Regions from separate parts of the Homo sapiens genome. Here all the other regions are linked to region 5. Evidence: chromatin contacts called from ENCODE Hi-C or POLR2A ChIA-PET data. All regions are on one chromosome and are shown on one strand. Each heading gives the region's core, a stretch centred on a gene start or an enhancer-like site at or near the end of the contact. The rest is flanking DNA. Distances are from core to core; before and after follow the strand shown. Region 1 holds the start of PDGFB (platelet derived growth factor subunit B). Region 2 holds the start of APOBEC3F (apolipoprotein B mRNA editing enzyme catalytic subunit 3F). Region 3 holds the start of APOBEC3G (apolipoprotein B mRNA editing enzyme catalytic subunit 3G). Region 4 has its middle 22 kb from the start of PDGFB. Region 5 holds the start of CBX7 (chromobox 7).

Region 1 (3,932 bases), core at 1-2,500, 92 kb after region 5:
CTGTCACCCCCGGACCTCGCTCCCAGCCCGAAGAGGTCACCCAGCGCCCGGCGTCAGGCTCGCGGGCTGCAAGGGTCCAAAGTTCACTGCAGGGAGAGGAGGGGGCGGTCAGAAGGGGGGGGCGAAGGTAATGAATGAAGAACCAGCCCCAGCCGCCGTGGCAACTCACCTCGGCGCTGACCAGACGCAGGTAGCAGCAGAGAGACAGGAAGAGCGCCCAGCAGCGATTCATGCCGACTCCGGGCCCGGCCCCGCGGGGCCCCGGACGCGTAGATCGAGCGCGCCGCCCCCGCGGCCAGGGTGGGGGGCTGGGGAGGGGGGTGGGCTCGGCTCGGGTCCGCGGCGATCAGGCGCTCAGGCCTCTGCAGCCGCGGCTCACCCGCATGGCCCCCGGGCGCCGCCGCCCCCGGCCCCGGCTCCGTCGCTGGGGGGCAGGGGAGGACCTGGGCGCAGGACCTGGGTCCGAGGCCGCTACCTGGGCGGATCCCGAGCCCGAGTGAGCATCCACGGCCGGGGGGCTGCGTCGCGAACCAGCCGAGGCGTCTAGCCGTGTGGGGGCGCCCAGGGGACTCCAACCTCCAAGAGGAAAAGGAACACGGCAGTCGATGGTTCGTCTTCACTCGCCGGCTACAGGCGTTTTCCTCTGCCCGCCGGCTTAGCTTTTTTGCAACATTTTCTGGAAAGGCCCCCAAAATCGGAAAGCGCGGAGCTGGGCACCTCAAGGCCCAAGTCTCCCCCAAAAAACTTTTTCCAAAGTTGGCTTTGCAACGGCAGCTCGAGCACCCGGGCAGGGAGAGGTGCAAACTCCCGCCCGGGCCGGGTAGGGGGGCGGGAGCGTGTGCGCCCTGGCGCGGGGCCCGGGCGGCGGGCACGGCTGCTCCGCGCGCGCGGCGTGCCCGCTGCGCGCTCGGCTGGGCCCGGCCGACAGGTGGACGCGGCGCGAGTCCGTCGGTCCGTCTGCCCGCCCGCTCGCCGCTCTGGGCGTCCTCTGCGGGCTGCGGGCTGCGAGCTGCGAGCTGCGAGCTGCGGCTGCTCCGGTTTTCTCTTTGCAGCGAGGCTGGAGGGTGGGCTTTTTTTTTTTTTTTTCCTTTTTGCGCGCGTATGTATGTGTGTGCGCGCAAAGTATCTCTATCTAGGGAATGAAAAATGGGCGCTGGCGGCCGGAGGGGAGCCCTAGGGAGGCAGCGGGGGAGGCTGCGGGTGCGCAGGGAGGCAGGCAGGCCGCTCCCGGCTGCAGGAGGAGAAGTTGCCACCCTTTCAGCTGTTCCGGCCTTTATAAAGGAGAAGGGAGAGTGCGAGAGGTGGGTGGAGACAGCCTTTCCTCTTCTGGCCCGGAGTCAGCGCCAGGAGGGGGGGGACGCGGGAGCTGGGGGAGGGCTTGGGGCCAGGGCGGGGCGCTTAGGGGGTCTCTGAGAGCCGAGCAACCCTTCAGTCCATGAATCTGGCCCTGGGGAAAAAAGAACTAGGGGTGACCCACCGTCCCGCCCCTCAGCACAGTGACCATGGACAGGTTAGGAGCCCACGTGGTCTAGGGGGATGTCTCCAGAGCCAAGGCCAGGAGTCCACGCTCCCCTCCAGGACCAGACATTTCCACCCTGGCACAGGCATGGCAGGGAGGGACTCAGGCTCTGCAGTCTGAGAGCCTGAATTCAGATCCTGCCCTGGCACTCGGGAGCTTGGGTCACCTTGGGCAAGTCACTTCCCTCTGTCCCCTCCATCTAGCCTCAACCTGGAGATGGGGCTATTGTAAGGACTCAGTGTTAGCAAGGGAAGACACCGCAAGGTGAACCCACAGAACCCGGCAGCCAGCGCCCTTCAGCTGCAAGCTGGGTCCGAGTCTCCTCCTCCTAGCTGGTTGCCTGGCACAACAGGCCCTGCCAGCGTTGGCTGAATTTGAATTTGTTGAACTGCAAAGTCACACAAACCCCCACAGCCCTGCAGCATCTTCGCAGGGCTACCAACATGATCTTCCCGTCAGTCACCCTGCTGTTTACTATCTCCCTCAGCCCCCGGGTTCGAGGCCCAGAGCCCACCCACCCACAACCAGCCTTCACACAGTTAACGCCTTCTGCCCCCAGTCAGGGAGCTGCTGTGTCCCTGCCTTCAGCAGTCACACTGTCTCAGTCACAGTCACACGTACTCACACTGGGCCCAGCACCCCCCTCGGGACACGCAGGCTCCTGCATCACCCAGCCTCCCGGCTTTGAGGCACCCTCATCTCCTCCGCTTGCACTGTCTCTGTTATCCGCCCTTCCCTTTGGGATGTCAGCCTGCTTCTCACAGAGGAGCACACTGAGAGAGTCACACCTGCTCTCTCTTCATAGACTGTCTTCTTGGACCTGGACAGGGTGGAACAGAGGAGGAAGGACATCTCAGGTGGTCTTTACAGACCACTGCAGGCACCCACCCACTGCTGCCTACCACCCAGCAGCGTGGCACAGTGGCAGAGACACAGCCTGAAGACACATCACCTTGGTCCAAATCCTGGAGTGGCCACTTGCTGGACAAGTGTCTGCAGGAAGGTTTTTTAACCTCTCAGTACCTCGGTTTCCTCCTTTATAAACTGGAGATGAATTTATAAACTGGAGCTGGGTGTGGTAACAAGCTCCTGTAGTCCCAGCTACTCAGGAGACTGTGGATCGTTTTGAGCCCAGGAGTTTGAGGCTGCAGTGAGTTGTGACTGTGCCACTGCACTCCAGCCTGGGCAACAGAGCAAGACCCTATCTCTAAAGAAATAAAAATAAATCTATAATGGGAAGGAGTGAGAGAGAACAGAGAGGCATGGCAAAATTTTAGTGGTGATGGAAATGTTTGTCATTTTTGATTGTGGTGATGGGCTTATGGGTGTATACGTACATCACAACAAAATGTGTGCAGTTTGTTGTACCTCAGTGCAGTTGTAGAGAATTTTTACCCTGCTCCTGGAGTGGTCTGGAGGCTCCCATGAGGTCCTCCATGTGGAGGCGCTCAGCAAAACACCTTAGCAGGAAGCAAGCGCCTGGAACCTTCCATGCAGCCTTCAAGTTCACTGGTGGCCCCGCACTGCTCCAGGCACTGGGGAGACAGGTGTGAACCAGCCTAATGCAGGCCCCTGCCTTTGAAGAGCCCCATTGAGAAGGACAACCAGATGTATAAACAGATAAATTAGGAGACAGGGTGACAAGGGAGATGGGGCAGCGGGACGAGGAGATAACCCCCAAACACTAGATTTGAAGTCTAACGACTCAGAGATAAAAACCCTCTTCCACCGGACAGCTGGGTCATTTGACCTTGACCTTCTGTGTCTTCTATAAATAGAATGGTAACAACTACCATGATTAGTGAGCTGACTATGTGGTAGCTAGTGTTTTTCTTACTCTACCTGTAGCCTCTCCATGCTCCTGTGAGATGTGTTATTCCTATCTTACAGATGGGGAAATGGAAGCACAGAGAGGCCAATACACTTGTTCAAGGTCACACAGCCCGTAAGTGGTAAGGCCAGGACTTGAATCTGAGCAGTCCAGCTACAGAGCCCACATGCTGAGACCACCGTGCTGTGCAATTTTCTGGCAGGTGATGCTGATGACAATGATGACACTTTTGACACAGCGCTTTGGTGAGCGCCACATGCATTAATATGTGGGAACCTGCTCTGCCAGCTAAAAAGTGATGGACCCATATGAACTCTGACTTAGGTACAAGTTGAGGGAGAGGGAAGGCTACTCAGAGCAGCATCGTAGAACGCCTACTGTTTGCAGACCCTGTGTGAAGCGCTGAGAAATGGAATGAGGAAGGAGTCCCAGCCTCGGCACTCAGGGACTTCCCATGCTCTCAGTGAGATAGACCCAAATCATTGCAGTGCAGGTGCCAGTACATGGGTTAGAAGTGGCAGAAGAGGGCCCAGCAGACACCTGGGCCTGAATGCTACGTGACACCTGCGTGACACCTGGGCC
Region 2 (3,887 bases), core at 133-2,632, 110 kb before region 5:
CATGAATATTCATAGCTCCTCCTATAGCCTGTTGAATATGTATGTTTAGCCAACCCCTTCAGCATAAAGCTCCTGCCCCAACCCCTCCTGCTTCTAAATGTCTGTCTCTGGTGTTTCCCAGAGGCTGCTCTTCCCAGGCTGCGGGATGGCTACCTTGCTGCCTGTCACCCTTAACAAGAAATAAAATCTCCTTTCCAAATTTATACATTGTGGCCAGGCGCGGTGGCTCACACCTGTAATCCCGGCACTTTGGTACGCCAAGGCGGGCGGATCTCCTCAGATCGGGAGTTCGAGATCAGCTGACCAACATGGAGAAACCCTGTCTCTACTAAAAATACAAAAATTAGCCAGGCATAGTGGTGGGCGGCTGTAAGCCTGACCAACATGGAGAAACACTGTCTCTACTAAGAATACAAAAATTAGCCTAGGCGTAGGGGTGGGTGCCTGTAATCGCAGTTACATGGGAGGCTGAGGCAGGAGAATCTTTTGAACCTGGGAGGCAAAGGTTGCGGTGAGCTGAGATTACGCCACTGTACTCCAGCCTGGGTAACAGAGCAAGTCTCCGTCTCAAAACAAACAAACAAACAAAAAAACACAAAAAAACAAAAGCAAACAAAAAAACCAAATGCATCCCTTGTGTAATTTTTAGGTCACCGCGCCATGGGAACACGCTACCAGGGGAAGGGAGCTGTGAGACGCGCAGGGAGGCTCCAGACAGGCTGGCCTGGGACACCAGCCACTGCTCTTCCATGACATGGGGACAAGAGGAGGCGAGAGCTCAGCCCACCAGGGAGGAACTCCGGGCAGGAGATGGGGAAGAAGGAGAAGCAGGAAGGAAAGAGCTCAGTGTGGGGGCGCGCATGGCATCCCGGTGGGACATCTGAGGCCCACACCCACCTGCTGTCCCTCCCTCCCACGGTGGCCTCCGAGGGTGAAGGCCTGGGGAGAGGCAGACACCTGGCCCTTTACTCTCCCTCCCTGTCCCCATGGCCGCTGGGTGGGGGCCGTCTCTGGGATGATCCCCGAGGGCAGGATCCGGGAGTCCCTGCGGAGGCATCAGCCTGTCTGTCTTGATGGTGGAGAGGAGGCTCCAGCTGGGCGGGACCACCAGGGGAGGGGCTTGTGCTCTGCTGGCTCAGCCTGGTGTGGACCCACCTCGCGGGCGCTGGCTGCAATGACTTTCTCTTTCCCTTTGCAATTGCCTTGGGTCCTGCCGCACAGAGCGGCCTGTCTTTATCAGAGGTCCCTCTGCCAGGGGGAGGGCCCCAGAGAAAACCAGAAAGAGGGTGAGAGACTGAGGAAGATAAAGCGTCCCAGGGCCTCCTACACCAGCGCCTGAGCAGGAAGGGGGAGGGGCCATGACTACGAGGCCCTGGGAGGTCACTTTAGGGAGGGCTGTCCTGAAACCTGGAGCCTGGAGCAGAAAGTGAAACCCTGGTGCTCCAGACAAAGATCTTAGTCGGGACTAGCCGGCCAAGGATGAAGCCTCACTTCAGGTACCGCTGCCCGCTCTACCCGCTGGGCCCCTCTGCTGCCCCTTCCTGCCTGGTGGCTCTGCTGGGCGTCAGCCCTGGCCTCCCCCTGCCCCAGCCCCAGCCCTGGGCTCCCTCCCCTCTGGCTCCCCTGCCCCCGCCACTCCCAGCCAGGCTCTTTTTCCTGCTCTGTGGTTGCCCCACTGCTGCTTCTGAATAGGCCGCTTCCCCACCTGCCCCAGCCCAGGTGCCCTGCTGAGACTCTCCCCCGCCACCGAAAGTCATGGCAGGGCTGGTGCTCCCGGCCCTGGGAGGGTGCTCCCTCTGTGTTCTTTCCGCCATTCCTGAACTCTGGAACTGGGAGAATTGAACCAAAGGATGATTAGAGCAATGTGGAATTTTGTTCACAGTGCTTTGATGGATTTTCTGTAACATTTACTTTGCTTAAATAGCAAGTCTTAGGAGAGGGTGTGGGGAGGGAATGGTCTCTGAAGCACAAGATAAATCGTATCTTCCAAGGATGTCTCCACTGTGGGCAGAGGAGGATGCAGATGACCCCAAACACACGCTCCTCCTCCACTATCAGCATTCACTGTTTATAAATGACACGAGTAACATGGAATATAGTGGCCGGGTGCGGTGGCTCACACCTGTCATCCCAGCACTTTGGTAGGCTGAGGTGGGTGGATTGCCTGAGGTCGGGAGTTCGAGACCATCCTGATCAACATGGATAAACCCTGTCTCTACTAAAAATACAAAATTAGCCGGGTGTGGTGGCGGGCGCCTATAATCCAGCTACTCCACAGGCTGAGACAGGAGAATCGCTTGAACCCAGGAGGCGGAGGTTGCAGTGAGCCGAGATCGCCCCATCGCACTCCAGCCTGGGCAACAAGAGCCAAATTTCGTCTCAAAAGAAAAAAAAACAAAAACAAAAAACATGGAATATATGGGAAAAAAACTCAATGATCAGGAGAAATGCTATTATTTTAAAATTTAGTAAGAAGAGAGTCTGGTCCCCAATGGCTCCCTCCTGCAAGGCTGGTGACACAGAGACTGGACAGGGCTGGTCTGGTAAGAGGCCCCAGCCCCATCCGTCCCCAGCTCTGTGGCCTGGGCAGGTTACCCCATCTCTCTGCGCCTCTGGCACCTCCTCTGTAAGATGGGAATGGCCCGTGCGGGCCTAGGGCAGCCTCACATGAGCTCACATCCGCGCAGCACTTAGAAGAGTGGCCTGGGCCTCAGAATTCGGTTCTACCATGATTTAACAATAGTAATATACAGAGGTGAAATGTCAGAAGGAACTGGCTGAAAGGTTAAAATCTATTATTTTGGGGTGAATAGTTTTATTCTCTCTCTCTTTTTTTTTTTTTTTTTTGAGATGGAGTTTCGCTCTTGTAGCCCAGGCTGGAGTGCAGTGGCACGATCTCGGCTCACTACAACCTCCGCCTCCCAGGTTCAAGCGATTCTCCTGCCTCAGCCTCCACAGTGGCTGGGATTACAGGCACCCACTACCACGCTTGGCTAATTTTTATATTTTTAGTAGAGACTGGGTTTCACCATGTTGGTGAGACTGGTCTCAAACTCCTGACCTCAAGTGATGGGCCTACCTCGGCCTCCCAAAGTGCTGGGATTACAGGCATGAGCCATAATGTCCAGCCAAGAACTTTGTTCTCTTTTGCATTTTACTAATGCGTTGGAGAATGGGTGGGAGAAATACTGGGAAGGTGGGGAATGTACTCCTGGAACGACCAGAGCTGGACCCTGAGCTGGAAGAGGTCAGCCTGCCCCTGCTGCCCATGCCAGCATCCCCTTTTCTTGCTCTCTCCCCGGTCTTCCTGCCTGGGAAGGAAGCAAAAATTCTCAGGGCTGTGGAGGGGTTGGGGAGGCCCAGAGCCATGCAGGGGGCTGTGTTTAGTGGACATCAGCCCTGAGGGCTCCCGGGAGCGCTCTCTACATTGGCTGGTTTCTCTCTTGTGTCTTCAGAAACACAGTGGAGCGAATGTATCGAGACACATTCTCCTACAACTTTTATAATAGACCCATCCTTTCTCGTCGGAATACCGTCTGGCTGTGCTACGAAGTGAAAACAAAGGGTCCCTCAAGGCCCCGTTTGGACGCAAAGATCTTTCGAGGCCAGGTACCACCCGGACTTCAATCACTTTGCAGGCAGGAGCTAAGCCAGCTGGGAAAGCAAACCACGCACTGATAAGTGAAGTGCCCGGCGGCGGGCTATCCAGTGTGTCCTTCTCTCCCACACTTTCCAAGTCCGTGGCCCTGACCTTCCTGCTGGACCGTCCTGGGATCGGATCGTGGAGGGGGTTTGCCTTTGCACAAAAGGCCTTGTGTTTTTTTTTTTTTTTTTTTGAGACAGAGTTTCACTCTTGTTGCTCAGGCTGGAGTGCAATGACGCGATCT
Region 3 (4,168 bases), core at 1-2,500, 75 kb before region 5:
TTAAGGTTGGTTAATCAGTTAAGGGAGAAACTGGCTGTTTCACTTCTTTTGTGTTTTTTTGGCTGTTCCAGACTTCTTGGCTGCTGCAGGCCATCTGGATGTATATGTGCAGTTCACAGGGGTCACAATGGCTTAGCTCTGGCTCAGCGGCCTGACACTGACCTCAGATGATCCACCTGCCTCGGCCTCCCAAAATGCTGGGATTACAGGTGTGAGCCACTGTGCCCGCCTGGGATCATATGTTACACGCATGTTTGTTCAATAAGCATGGAGTGCAGCCACCCACATGAATATTCATAGCTCCTCCTGTAGCCTGTTCAATATGTATGTTTAGCTAACCCCTTCAGCATAAAGCTCCTGCCCCAACCCCTCCTGCTTCTAAATGTCTGTCTCTGGTGTTAACCAGAGGCTGCTCTTCCCAGGCTGCTGGATGGCTACCTTGCAGGCTGTCACCCTTAACAAGAAATAAAGTGTCATTTGCAAATGCATCCCTTGTGTAATTTGTAGGTCACCACGCCATGGGAACACGCTACCAGGGGAAGGGAGCTGTGAGACGCGCAGGGAGGCTCCAGACAGGCTGGCCTGGGACACCAGCCGCTGCCCTTCCATAACATGGGGACAAGAGAGGGCAAAAGTTCAGCCCACCACGGAGGATCTCCGGGCAGGAGATGGGGAAGAAGGAGAAGCAGGAAGGAAAGAGCTCAGTGTGGGGGCGCGCATGGCATCCCGGTGGGACATCTGAGGCCCACACCCACCTGCTGTCCCTCCCTCCCACGGTGGCCTCCGAGGGTGACGGCCTGGGGGGAGGCAGACGCCTGGCCATTTACTCTCCCTCCCTGTCCCCATGGCCGCTGGGTGGGGGCCGTCTCTGGGATGATCCCCGAGGGCAGGATCCGGGAGTCCCTGCGGAGGCATCAGCCTGTCTGTCTTGATGGTGGAGAGGAGGCTCCAGCTGGGCGGGACCACCAGGGGAGGGGCTTGTGCTCTGCTGGCTCAGCCTGGTGTGGACCCACCTCCCGGGCGCTGGCTGCAATGACTTTCTCTTTCCCTTTGCAATTGCCTTGGGTCCTGCCGCACAGAGCGGCCTGTCTTTATCAGAGGTCCCTCTGCCAGGGGGAGGGCCCCAGAGAAAACCAGAAAGAGGGTGAGAGACTGAGGAAGATAAAGCGTCCCAGGGCCTCCTACACCAGCGCCTGAGCAGGAAGCGGGAGGGGCCATGACTACGAGGCCCTGGGAGGTCACTTTAGGGAGGGCTGTCCTAAAACCAGAAGCTTGGAGCAGAAAGTGAAACCCTGGTGCTCCAGACAAAGATCTTAGTCGGGACTAGCCGGCCAAGGATGAAGCCTCACTTCAGGTACCGCTGCCCGCTCTACCCACTGGGCCCCTCTGCTGCCCCTTCTTGCCTGGTGGCTCTGCTGGGCGTCAGCCCTGGCCTTCCCCTGCCCCAGCCCCAGCCCTGGGCTCCCTCCCCTCTGACTCCCCTGCACCCCCTACTCCCAGCCAGGCTCCTTGCCCTGCTGTGTTGTCGCCCCACTGCTGCTTCTGAATGGGCCGCCTCCCCCATCTGTCCCAGCCCAGGTCCCCTGCTGAGACTCTCCCCTGAAAGTCATGGCTGGGGTGGTGCTCCCGGCCCTGGGAGGGTGCTCCCTCTGTGTGCTTCCCGCCATTCCTGAACTCTGGAACTGGGAGAATTGAACCAAAGGATGAGTAGAGCAAGGTGGAATTTTGTTCACAGGGCTTTGATGGATTTTCTGTAAGATTTACTTTGCTTAAATACCAAGTCTTAGGAGAGGGTGTGGGGAGGGAATGGTCTCTGAAGCACAGGATAAATCATGTCTTCCAAGGATGTCTCCACTGTGGGCAGAGGAGGATGCAGATGACCCCAAACACACGCTCCTCCTCCACTATCAGCATTCACTGTTTATAAATGACACCAGTAACATGGAATATAGTGGCCGGGTGCGGTGGCTCACACCTGTCATCCCAGCACTTTGGGAGGCTGAGGTGGGCGGATCGCCTGCGGTCAGGAGTTCAAGACCAGCCTGACCAGCATGGATAAACCCTGTCTCTACTAAAAATGCAAAATTAGCTGGGTGTGGTGGCGGGCGCCTGTAATCGCAGCTACTTGGGAGTCTGAGACAGGAGAATCCATTGAACCCAGGAGGCGGAGTTTGCAGTGAGCTGAGGTCGCCCCATTGCACTCCAGCCTGGGCAACAAGAGCAAAACTTCGTCTTGAAAGAAAAAAAAACAAAAACAAAAGAAAAAACATGGAATATATGGGAAAAAAACTCAATGATCAGGAGGAATGTTGTTATTTTAAAATTTAGTAAGAAGAGAGCCCGGTCCCCAATGGCTGCCTCCTGCAGGGCCAGTGATACAGAGACTGGACAGGGCTGGCCTGGAAAGGGGCCCCCACTCCATTTGTCCCCAGCTCTGTGGCCTGGGCAGGTTACCCCGCCTCTCTGCGCGTCTGGCCCCTCCTCTGTAAGACGGGAATGGCCCCTGCCAGCCTAGGGCAGCCTCACATGAGCTCACCCCCGCGCAGCACTTAGAAGACTGGCCTGGGCCTCAGAATTCGGTTCTACCATGATTTAACAATAATAATATACAGAGGTGAAATGTCAGGAAGGAACTGAGCTGAAAGGTTAAAAGCTGTTATTTTGGGGTGAAGAGTTTTATTCTGTCTCTCTCTCTCTTTTTTTTTGAGACGGAATTTCGCTCTTGTCGCCCAGGCTGGAGTGTAGTGGCGCGATCTTGGCTCACTACAGTCTCCGCCGAAATTCTCAGGGGAGGGGAGGGATGGGGGAGGCCTAGAGCCGTCCAGGGGGCTGTGTTTAGTGGACATCAGCCCGGAGGGCCCCCAGGAGTGCTCTCTACATTGGCTGGTTTCTCTCTTGTGTCTTCAGAAACACAGTGGAGCGAATGTATCGAGACACATTCTCCTACAACTTTTATAATAGACCCATCCTTTCTCGTCGGAATACCGTCTGGCTGTGCTACGAAGTGAAAACAAAGGGTCCCTCAAGGCCCCCTTTGGACGCAAAGATCTTTCGAGGCCAGGTACCACCCGGACTCCAATCACTTTGCAGGCAGGAGCTAAGCCAGCTGGGAAAGCAAACCACGCACTGATAAGTGAAGTGCCCGGCGGCGGGCTATCCAGTGTGTCCTTCTCTCCCACACTTTCCAAGTCCGTGGCCCTGACCTTCCTGCTGGACCGTCCTGGGATCGGATCGTGGAGGGGGTTTGCCTCTGCACAAAAGGCCTTGTGTTTCCGTTTTTCTTTTCTTTTCTTTTTTCTTTTTTTTTTTTGAGACAGAGTTTCACTCTTGTTGCTCAGGCTGGAGTGCAATGACGCGATCTCGGCTCACAGCAACCTCTGCCTCCTGGGTTCAAGCGATGCTGTCGCCTCAGACTCGCAAGTAGCTGCGATTACAGGTGCCCACCACCACGCCCAGCTGATTTTTTTTTTGTATTTTTAGTACAGATGGGGTTTCACCATATTCACCAGGCTGGTCTCGAACTTCTGACCTCAGGTGATCCACCTGCCTCGGCCTCCCAAAGTGTTGGGATTACAGGTGTGAGCCACAGCGCCGGCCTAATTTTAATATTTAATTAATCCAATGTGGCTAACATATTACTTCAACATTAATTAACATAAAATTCTTGACAAGATAATGAAGTTTCTTTTTCTTGTCACACCGAGTCTTTGAAATGAGCTGCGTGGGTCACGTACAGTGGGTGGCTCGCACCTCTAATCCCAGCACTTTGGGAGGCCAAGGCGGGCAGATCACCTGAAGTTAGATATTCAAAACCGGCCTGGGCAACATGGTGAAATCCCATCTCTACTAAAAATACAAAAAAAAAAAAAATTAGCCAGGCATGGTGGCAGTCACCTGTAATCCCAGCTACTCGGGAGGCTGAGGCAGGAGAACCGCTTGATCCCATGAGGCAGAGGTTGTAGTGAGCCAAGATTGCATCCTTGCATTCCAGCCTGGGCAACAAGAGCGAAACTCCATCTCAAAAAAAAAAAAAGAAATGAGTGGTGTATTTTTCAGGTGCCCAGGTCTCTAATCAGAGCCCCATTTCAAGTACTCAGTAGTCCCTTGGCCATGTCACCCCCCCCGACATGGACAGTGCAGGTCCAGTGGGCTCCCCACTGACTGCAGG
Region 4 (3,969 bases), core at 106-2,605, 110 kb after region 5:
AATCAGTGCCTGTCTCACAGAATCGTTCTGAAGGTTCCTGGCGCTGGTTCTGTGGAAAGCTGGGCCTGTAGAAAGCACAGAAAGTGCATGCACCATGATTAGGCTTTGAGCTGCGTCTACAGGGACGTGATGTGCTTGTCGCACACATCTACTACATGTGTCAGAGTGGGAGCCTGGGAGTGCTCAGGACTGAGTCCTTTCTGAGGTTCCTCATGGCACCAAGGACAAGGGTAGCCAGAAACTCCCCGGGCCCCATCACAGCTCCCTGCTCGCGCGGGCTGGGGATGTGTGTGCACACCACACGGACGGGCGTCCGGTCCATCACAGGCACTCTCTTCCTGGACACACCACCTGCTCCGAGGCAGCCTCCATCCTCCCCCACCACTAGACACTCCGAGCAGTGGAATACCATTGAGGAGGTCCAGGGAAACAAGGTGATCCCATCATGGTGAACTGAGTTTCCATAGACCCACACACACATACCCTTACACACATACATACTCCCCTAGGGAAGGGTGGCTGGAAATAAGGTAACAGGACACATATGAAGGTTCTGGGAGGCTGGGCACAGTGGCTCACACCTGTAATCCCAGCACTTTGGGAGGCCGAGGCGGGTGGATCATGAGGTCAAGAGATCAAGACCATCCTGGCCAACATCATGAAACCCCATCTCTAATAAAATACAAAAATTAGCAGGGCGTGATGGCACGCGCCTGTAGTCCCAGCTACTCGGGAGGCTGAGGCAGGAGAATCGCTTGAACCCGGGAGGCAGAGGTTGCAATGAGCCGAGATTGTGCCACTGCACTCCAGCCTGGAGTAACAAGAGTGAAACTCCGTCTCAAGAAAAAAAAAAAAAAAAGTTTCTGGGGACCACAGCCGGTAAGGGGCTCACTCTCAGACTCCTGGGTTCCTGCCCCTTAGGGCCTGGGGGAGAAGGCCTCGTTTAAACAGAGAGTTTATTCATCTTAGTGATCTCTGTGTCCAAAGCCCATTGCACAGGGGAAGCTGAGGCCCAGGAAGCCTGAGTGACTCGTCTAAGATCACACAGCAGTATGGGAAGAGCCAGCCCTAGAACCCAGGACTCTGACTTCCTGGCCATGCCCCTCCCACACAGAGTGATGCGTGTCTAGAGATCACCCCAGTTCTACTTTCCAAAATGAGTCAGGAACATCTGTACCTCTGGGACTAAAAATACTCCCAGGGACACCCCAGTAAGAACGCTGACATCTTTCCGGGTGTCTGAAAACAGAACTGGCCTTCCTAAGAACTAACAACGATACTGTTTTCAGCCACGTTCCCTTCCTGTTCTTGCTACACGCTCTGTCAAATAGGTGGCCAGAGGCCCGGGTGCAGATGCAGTGGCTCACGTCAGTAATCCCAGCACTCTGGGAGGCTGGTGGGCGGATCACTTGAGGCCAGGAGTTTAAAGACCAGCTTGGGCAACATGGTGAAACCCTGTCTCTACTAAAAATACAAAAAATTAGCCGGGTGTGGTGGCACAAACCTGTAGTTCCAGCTACTCAGGAGGCTGAGGTGGGAGGATCACCTGAGCCGGGAAGTCAAGAGTGCAGTGAGCCATGATGGCATGCCACTGCACACCAGTCTGGGCAACAGGAATGAGACCCTTTCTCCAAAAGAAAAAAGAAAAGTAGGTGACCAGGCCCCATCTGACAGGATGTGCCACTGAGGCCTAAAGGGATCTGCCCAGGATCACACAGGCAGCCCCTGACACCTGGCTGCCACCTCCAAGCCTAGAACCTTCCCTGATGCCAACTCCCTCTCAGAGACTCGAGGGCAGAGCACAGACAGCATCCACCCCATCCCCACCCCGAATTCCTTTGATTTTTTTTTTTCATTTTTAATGTCTTGGCCGGGCACAGTGGCTCATGCCTGTAATCCCAGCACTTTGGGAGGCCGAGGTGGGCGGATCACAAGGTCAGGAGTTCGAGACCAGTCTGGCCAATATGGTGAAACCCTGTCTCTACTAAAAATGCAAAAAAAAAATAGTCAGGAGTGGTGGCGGACGCCTGTAGTCCCAGCTACTCGGGAGGCTGAGGCAGGAGAATCACTTGAACCTATGAGGCGGAGGTTGCAGTGAGCCAAGATCATGCCACTGCACTCCAGCCTGGGCGACAGAGCAAGACTCCGTCAAAAAAAAATCATTTTTAATATCTTTACCATAAAAGCAACAATACATGTTCATTTATGAAAATCTAAAAATTGCAGAAAAGTCAAAATAAGGAAGAAAAATCACCACCCACAGCCCCACCACCCAGAGACAATCATTGTTAAGGTTTGATGTATTTCCTTCCATAGTTTTTTGTTTGAGGACTTTAAAAAAAAAATGGGGCTGAGGTCATACTGTATATTAAAAGAAAAAAAAAAGGTGGTATCCTGCCTTTTTGACCTGCCATTATATCATGGCCACTTTTCTAGTTCTTTCACTCTCTGTAATCTCGTTTCTTTTTCCTCTTCTCTGAACCTCATTTTTATTGGCTGCCTAATATTTTGTCAAACCATATTCCATGGTTTATTTTGCCATTCCCTCATTGTTGGAAATCTCAGTTATTTCCAGTTTTTCGAAGCTATAAATAATATATTTCGATTAATATCTTTCTACAGATAGCTTTCCTTTTTCCATATTTAGGGGTTGCTCCTTGGCTGGCATGGAATTCCTGGGTCAGCAAGCCATGTGTGATATGCTTCTGACTCAACCCAGTTGCTTTTCTAAGGACCTGAGCCATGCCTGGTCTACAGAGGAGCAGAGAAGCCCCAGGAGGTGACATACACTGCTCATGGCCACTCAGCCGGTTAGCCATGCCCACGCTCCTTCCTCTGTCTCTCGCCTATCTCTGTCATCATGCTTCCATCTAATCATTTTCATTCATTCATTCGATTCAACAGAGAAGGTGAACCCACTGTGTGCCAGGCGCAGGTCCGGGCTCCAGAGACCCGGCAATGGACAGTCAAAGCCTGTGCCCTCCAGGCGTTTCTACCACAAGGCATGATGGGAAGAAGGGTATATCCTCACCCACCTCCGCATTTGGTTATATGCAATGTGAGGTGTTCGTTTGCATGGCTTCTCATTTGCATCCCACCTGGGGACAGGTGGGCCGGCAGAGGGTGACATCTATCAGCTCTAAGGGCAGGGTCCTGGTTTTCCTCAGCCCCAAACTGTTTTCTAACATTTGGCCTTCCCTTAAAACTTGGGAGATTTCACAAGAGTCTGGATTTCTGACTTCTTCTGAACACTCTGTAGGCCTGGCCACACTGGGCCCAGGTCCCAGAGGGCCCCCAGGGATTGGAGCTCAGTCGTGGCACCCCCTCTGCCCAGGCCCGACCTGGCTACCTTGACACACACCACACTGAGCTTCTTGGCCGTCCTTTCTGCACACATTCATTGGGTCCTGGCCATTCCTGACTCGGCTGGAGGGATGTTAATGATTGTAATCCAGAGACAAGTCACAAGAAGATGAAGTCACTTGGCTGAGGTGACAGAGCTACAAGGGACAGGGGCAGGATTTGAACCAGAGCGACTCGGATCCTGAGTCCAGGCTTTTGGCCACGCCTGCCTGACAGTCCAGTGGGAAAACTGTCAGGTCCTGGGAGACCCTGGCAGGGGGACAGACTGCCCCACCGCAGCCAGGGGCAGCTCAGAGGGTCCCCAGGGCAGCAGAGGTCTAAGACCACTGTGGACATGGGCCTGAGAGCCAGAGCTCAAAAGTCAGGTTGGAGGTTTCCTATTTGAGGAGAGCCTCCCTCTGCCCAGAACACCCTCTCCTCCTGCCTTTACCTGCTTCATGCTTACTCTTGCTCAGCTGAGACGCCACCTCCTCCAGGGAGCCCTCCCTGACCCCAGGGAGGGTTTACAGCTAGCTTCAGAGCTCCGGTCCAGCCCAGAGGGAGGTGTGGCCCTGACTGGATGGGAGAGACTAGAGCACCAGCACCAGTGACTTACACATTCCCAAG
Region 5 (3,622 bases), core at 1,093-3,592:
GGCCAGTGACTTGAGGACTCTCAACTCAAAAGACCCTGGCAGGACCCCATGGAAGACTGGCAAAGTCTCCACCTTCAGAAGGGGTGGTCAGCCCTGTGGTTGTTAGAAAGTAGAGCCAGGCCCCTCCCTTCCTCACAGGCTTTAAAAGTTTACAGTTACGGTGGCTCAAGCCTGTCATCCCAACACTTTGGAAGGCTGAGGCTGGAAGATCGCTTGAGCCCAGGAAGGAGTTTGAGACAAGCCTGGGCAACACGGTGAGACCCCTGTCTCTGAAAAAAGGAAATTAGTTGGGCATGGTGGCACTTGTCTGTGGTCCCAGCTACACAGGAGGCTGAGGCAGGAGGATCGTTTGAGCCGGGGAGGTTGAGGCTGCAGTGAGCCATGTTCATGCCCCTGCACTGCAGCCTGGGTGACAGAGTGAGATCTTGGTGCCAAGAAAAAAAAAAGTTTACAGTCCAACCCCATTGTGAGTGAAGCCCCTGCACGCCAGAACTTTAAGACCAAAATATGATACCTCCTCACAGAGGCTTTCCCTGGTGACCCTCTCCCATGCTGTCTCCACTGGCACCTTGCAGTTCTATTTCTGCAGAGCACACAGCTCCATCTGAAGGCATCTGTCTGTATCTCCTCATTCACTGTGTGCCGCCTCTGCAGAATGCCAGCTCCCTGAGGGAAGGGGTGGATCCCTGGGGCTTAGACTGGTGCCTGGTACCTGACCAACCCTCAATAAATATTTTGAGTGACTGGCCGAAGGAATGATGATCTCGCCCTCTTGTGCTACCCTGCGGGCTCCATCGTAGAGGGAGTTAGTGCTGTGCCTGCTTCAGGCTACACAGCACGAAAAGCACTGAGCTTTGTGGAATAAATCAATTCTCTTTTAAGTGGAGAAAACCCTAGGAAAAAGGAGAAGGAGGAGGAACAGCTGCCTCAATCAGAAGAGTAAAACCCCAAGCACAGCTGGAGGAAGAAAAGATGCTCCTGACCACCTTGACCTTCACCCTTGGCCCGAGATGCCAGGACTGAGTTTTCTCTATGGAGAAAGAAGATGGGCTGCCAATCAGCCCAGTTGAGCTCCTGCTCTACCTCCCTATCTAACTTGCTCGGTGACCTTGAGCAGGTCACTTCCTCTGCCTGGGCCTCAGTTTTTGTCTCTGTTAAATGGGAGGAGGTGACCCCCTAAGGCCCCTCCCAGTCGGCCTGGAGCCTCCCAAAGGGCTGCAGGGAGGAGGAGACAAAGGAAGGACAGTAGTGCGTACCAGGAAAGGAACTTCTCCCCAAGGATTTCCCCAGCCTTAGGCGAGCCCCCTCGCCAAACAAGTGCACGGGAGGTGTAGACGCCAGGCCCGGACAAAGTCTAGCCCCAAAGTGTGGGGTTCTGAAACCAGCAGAACAGACACCTCCTTAAATTGCAGGGTGTATGTTTTGAAGAAGGCAGATGGGGTAGGAGACTAGGGGATGCCCCAGCGCAGGGGGCGGGCTTCAGAGCCCTGGCCTGGGCTAGGAGTTGAGGTGGGGGTGGGGGCGGGGAATAGGGATGTGCTCGGGTGGCGTAGAGGGGGCAGGATCGGAAAAGGCCAAAGTCCAGCAGGAAAAACTTCAGAGGCCGGAGGAGACTTTTCCAAAGCTCCACTTACAACTTGAAAGGATTTGGTGCCAAGCGTCCAGAGTCCCGAGTTCAAAACCCAGCTCTGACCATAACGCGCTAGGCAAGTCCTTTCAACTTGGGCCTCAGTCTCCCCATATTTACAATAAAAGGGGAGCGAGGTGGGATGGCGCTGAGGATCCCTACGTCCGATCCTAATCTCCAGCTCAGGCAGGCTCGGCCGCCACTAGCATCCTGGAGCGACAACTTTTGTTCTACTCGCCCTACACGGTGGCAGGGAAACTGAGGCACGGGCTGGGGAGACGGGCCCAGCAGCGCAGGGCTGCCGGGGCCCCCGCGCCCCGCTTTCCCCTTCAGCCCCAGCGTGGAGGGAGCGGTGCTGGGGACGGGAGGGACCCCACTGGGGTCCTGGGAGCCGCCCCCGGGCAGCCTCACCTTCCGCACGCGCTTCTTCCGGATGCTCTCCACGGCGAACACCTGCTCGCCGATGGCTGACAGCTCCATGCGGGGCGGCGGGCGAGCGGGCCCGGGGCCGGGCCGGGCCGGGGGCGGAGCTGCGGGGCCGCGGCTGCGGCGCGCGATGCTGGGGCTGGCGGGGTCCCCGTCACCCTCGTCCGGGCGCGCACGCGCACGCGCACGCGCGCACACCCCCTCGCGCTCCCTCACGCCGCCGACGTTCCATTTTTGAACCTGCGCAACGTTTTCCTCGGCGCCAGCGAGCGAGCGCGCGCAAGGAGGGGGCGGGGCGGGAGCGCGCGGAACGGCCGCGGGCTCGGCTCGCGCCCTGAGGGTCAGCTCCGCCCCCGAGCCCCGCCCCCATCGGAACCCCGCCCCCGGGGCCCGCCCCCGCGGGTTGCGATTGGGCCGCGGGCCGCGAGCCGCGAGCGCTGCCGTGGGACTTATTTGGCTCGGTCACCGGCTGGGGCGGGGCGGAGGCTCGCGCGCCCCGTCTTGCTGTGACGCCGGGGCGGGACGTGATCCTTAATACCCAGGCGGGCGCCTCATAGCCTCCCGGTGACTGCCAGGGGCCGAAGTGGCAGGGCCCAGTGGAGCCGACGACAAAGTCAAGGCTCAGAGCGGGGAGGCCATTTGCTCACCTCCCGCAGCGGAGGAGACTGGGCCCGAGGCGCAGCCCCTCGAGTTGCAGGAGAGCCGGGACCCAAAAGGCTTCCCACCGTGTCCGGACGTCGCAGGGCCGAGGTCTCCCTAATCCGGCCTTCTCCGCGGCGCAGTTTGGCCAGTGTCTCCACGTCCGTCCACCCACCCCTCCATCCGCCCTTCCATTTGTCCATCCACCCGACCCTCGGTGGTCGGTGCCCAGACGCACGGGTCAGACGCGGGCGCTGCCTCGAGGGCTCCCGGGCCGGGCCCTCGTTCGCGGCAGGAGCGGCCGCGGTGGAGCTGAGGTCCCCCGGGGACGGATTTTGCCGCCGCGCTGCCCCAGCCTTCCCCAAACCCGCGTGTACTGGGCGCTAGGTGCTTAGTGGGGGCTCAACCATTTGTGGCACGAGACGAACTCTTGATTCCCCACCCCCCTTCCTTTTTCGCTAACGCGCCTCCATTCCTCACTGGGAGCCCGGCGTCGTCCCTGCTCCTTCCTGTACTGACCCCAACTTCTGTCGCTCCGGCATCCCCTCGGGGACTCGGGTCTGCCTGCCCTCACCGCACCCACCTCCCAGGTTCGCCCCGTCTTTTCTCTGGACCACAGCAGAGACCTCGCGGAGCTGCCCTCCCTCCGATCTCAGCCACACAGTGCCAGAGTGTGCTTCTAAAATGCAGATCTGACGGGGTCACCCTGTGCTTAAAAATTTTCCTCCCTATTTCCCTCACAATAAAATCCAACACCTCTTTCTGGCACATAGAAAAAGAGAATAATAGATTCACACCTGACTTTTCATCAAGAGCAACAAAGCCAGAGAGAAAATAACCATCATCTTAGAATTATATATTCAGTGAAAATGTATTTCAAGAATTATGTACCCAGTATGAGGCACATGTATCCAGAACGTAGGTGAAATC

What was found. A loop is a pair of places that touch in the nucleus more often than their neighbours do. ChIA-PET counts read pairs that join two places held with the same protein, here RNA polymerase II (POLR2A). Pooled maps may share reads with other maps.
Region 1: a map of CD8-positive, alpha-beta T cell shows a loop between it and region 5 (20-fold over the local background). The contact joins the promoter of PDGFB here to the promoter of CBX7 in region 5. A Hi-C loop is called at or near these places in 10 of 168 maps with a recorded cell type or tissue (CD4-positive, alpha-beta T cell, CD4-positive, alpha-beta memory T cell, CD8-positive, alpha-beta T cell and 5 more), 1 of 37 single-sample maps with no recorded cell type and 14 of 50 pooled maps. POLR2A ChIA-PET finds 5 or more read pairs at or near these places in 17 of 52 experiments (B cell, CD4-positive, alpha-beta T cell, CD4-positive, alpha-beta memory T cell and 12 more).
Region 2: a loop to region 5 is called in a pooled map, with 3 times the contacts of the local background. The contact joins the promoter of APOBEC3F here to the promoter of CBX7 in region 5. A Hi-C loop is called at or near these places in 5 of 50 pooled maps. POLR2A ChIA-PET finds 5 or more read pairs at or near these places in 2 of 52 experiments (H1 and activated T-cell).
Region 3: a pooled map shows a loop between it and region 5 (2.4-fold over the local background). The contact joins the promoter of APOBEC3G here to the promoter of CBX7 in region 5. A Hi-C loop is called at or near these places in 8 of 37 single-sample maps with no recorded cell type and 8 of 50 pooled maps. POLR2A ChIA-PET finds 5 or more read pairs at or near these places in 5 of 52 experiments (B cell, GM12878, T-cell and 2 more).
Region 4: a pooled map shows a loop between it and region 5 (4-fold over the local background). The contact joins the enhancer-like site here to the promoter of CBX7 in region 5. A Hi-C loop is called at or near these places in 1 of 168 maps with a recorded cell type or tissue (ascending aorta), 1 of 37 single-sample maps with no recorded cell type and 3 of 50 pooled maps. POLR2A ChIA-PET finds 5 or more read pairs at or near these places in 6 of 52 experiments (CD8-positive, alpha-beta memory T cell, HEK293, Panc1 and 3 more).

Annotation. Positions count from the first base shown.
Region 1 is chr22:39,243,732-39,247,663 of GRCh38, forward strand. It overlaps PDGFB (platelet derived growth factor subunit B), which reads right to left and starts at 1,251. Exons shown (of 7, transcript NM_002608.4): 1 at 170-1,251. The coding sequence starts at 232.
Region 2 is chr22:39,039,482-39,043,368 of GRCh38, forward strand. APOBEC3F (apolipoprotein B mRNA editing enzyme catalytic subunit 3F) reads left to right here and starts at 1,383. Exons shown (of 7, transcript NM_145298.6): 1 at 1,383-1,496; 2 at 3,456-3,609. The coding sequence starts at 1,480. RefSeq lists enhancers at 1,193-1,252, 2,305-3,082.
Region 3 is chr22:39,076,025-39,080,192 of GRCh38, forward strand. APOBEC3G (apolipoprotein B mRNA editing enzyme catalytic subunit 3G) reads left to right here and starts at 1,251. Exons shown (of 8, transcript NM_021822.4): 1 at 1,251-1,354; 2 at 2,908-3,061. The coding sequence starts at 1,338. RefSeq lists enhancers at 1,005-1,054, 1,065-1,144.
Region 4 is chr22:39,265,424-39,269,392 of GRCh38, forward strand. No RefSeq gene overlaps it. Among named protein-coding and RNA genes, the nearest start is that of PDGFB, 22 kb to the left of the region's middle. RefSeq lists enhancers at 1,118-1,197, 1,378-1,647, 3,416-3,948. Within about 2 kb of position 1,356, at least 7 of the 41 ENCODE cell types and tissues checked have a DNase peak (open chromatin) inside an H3K27ac peak, as active enhancers do.
Region 5 is chr22:39,150,338-39,153,959 of GRCh38, forward strand. It overlaps CBX7 (chromobox 7), which reads right to left and starts at 2,343. Exons shown (of 6, transcript NM_175709.5): 1 at 2,039-2,343. The coding sequence starts at 2,107. RefSeq lists an enhancer at 1,921-2,502 and silencers at 1,960-2,009, 2,080-2,649.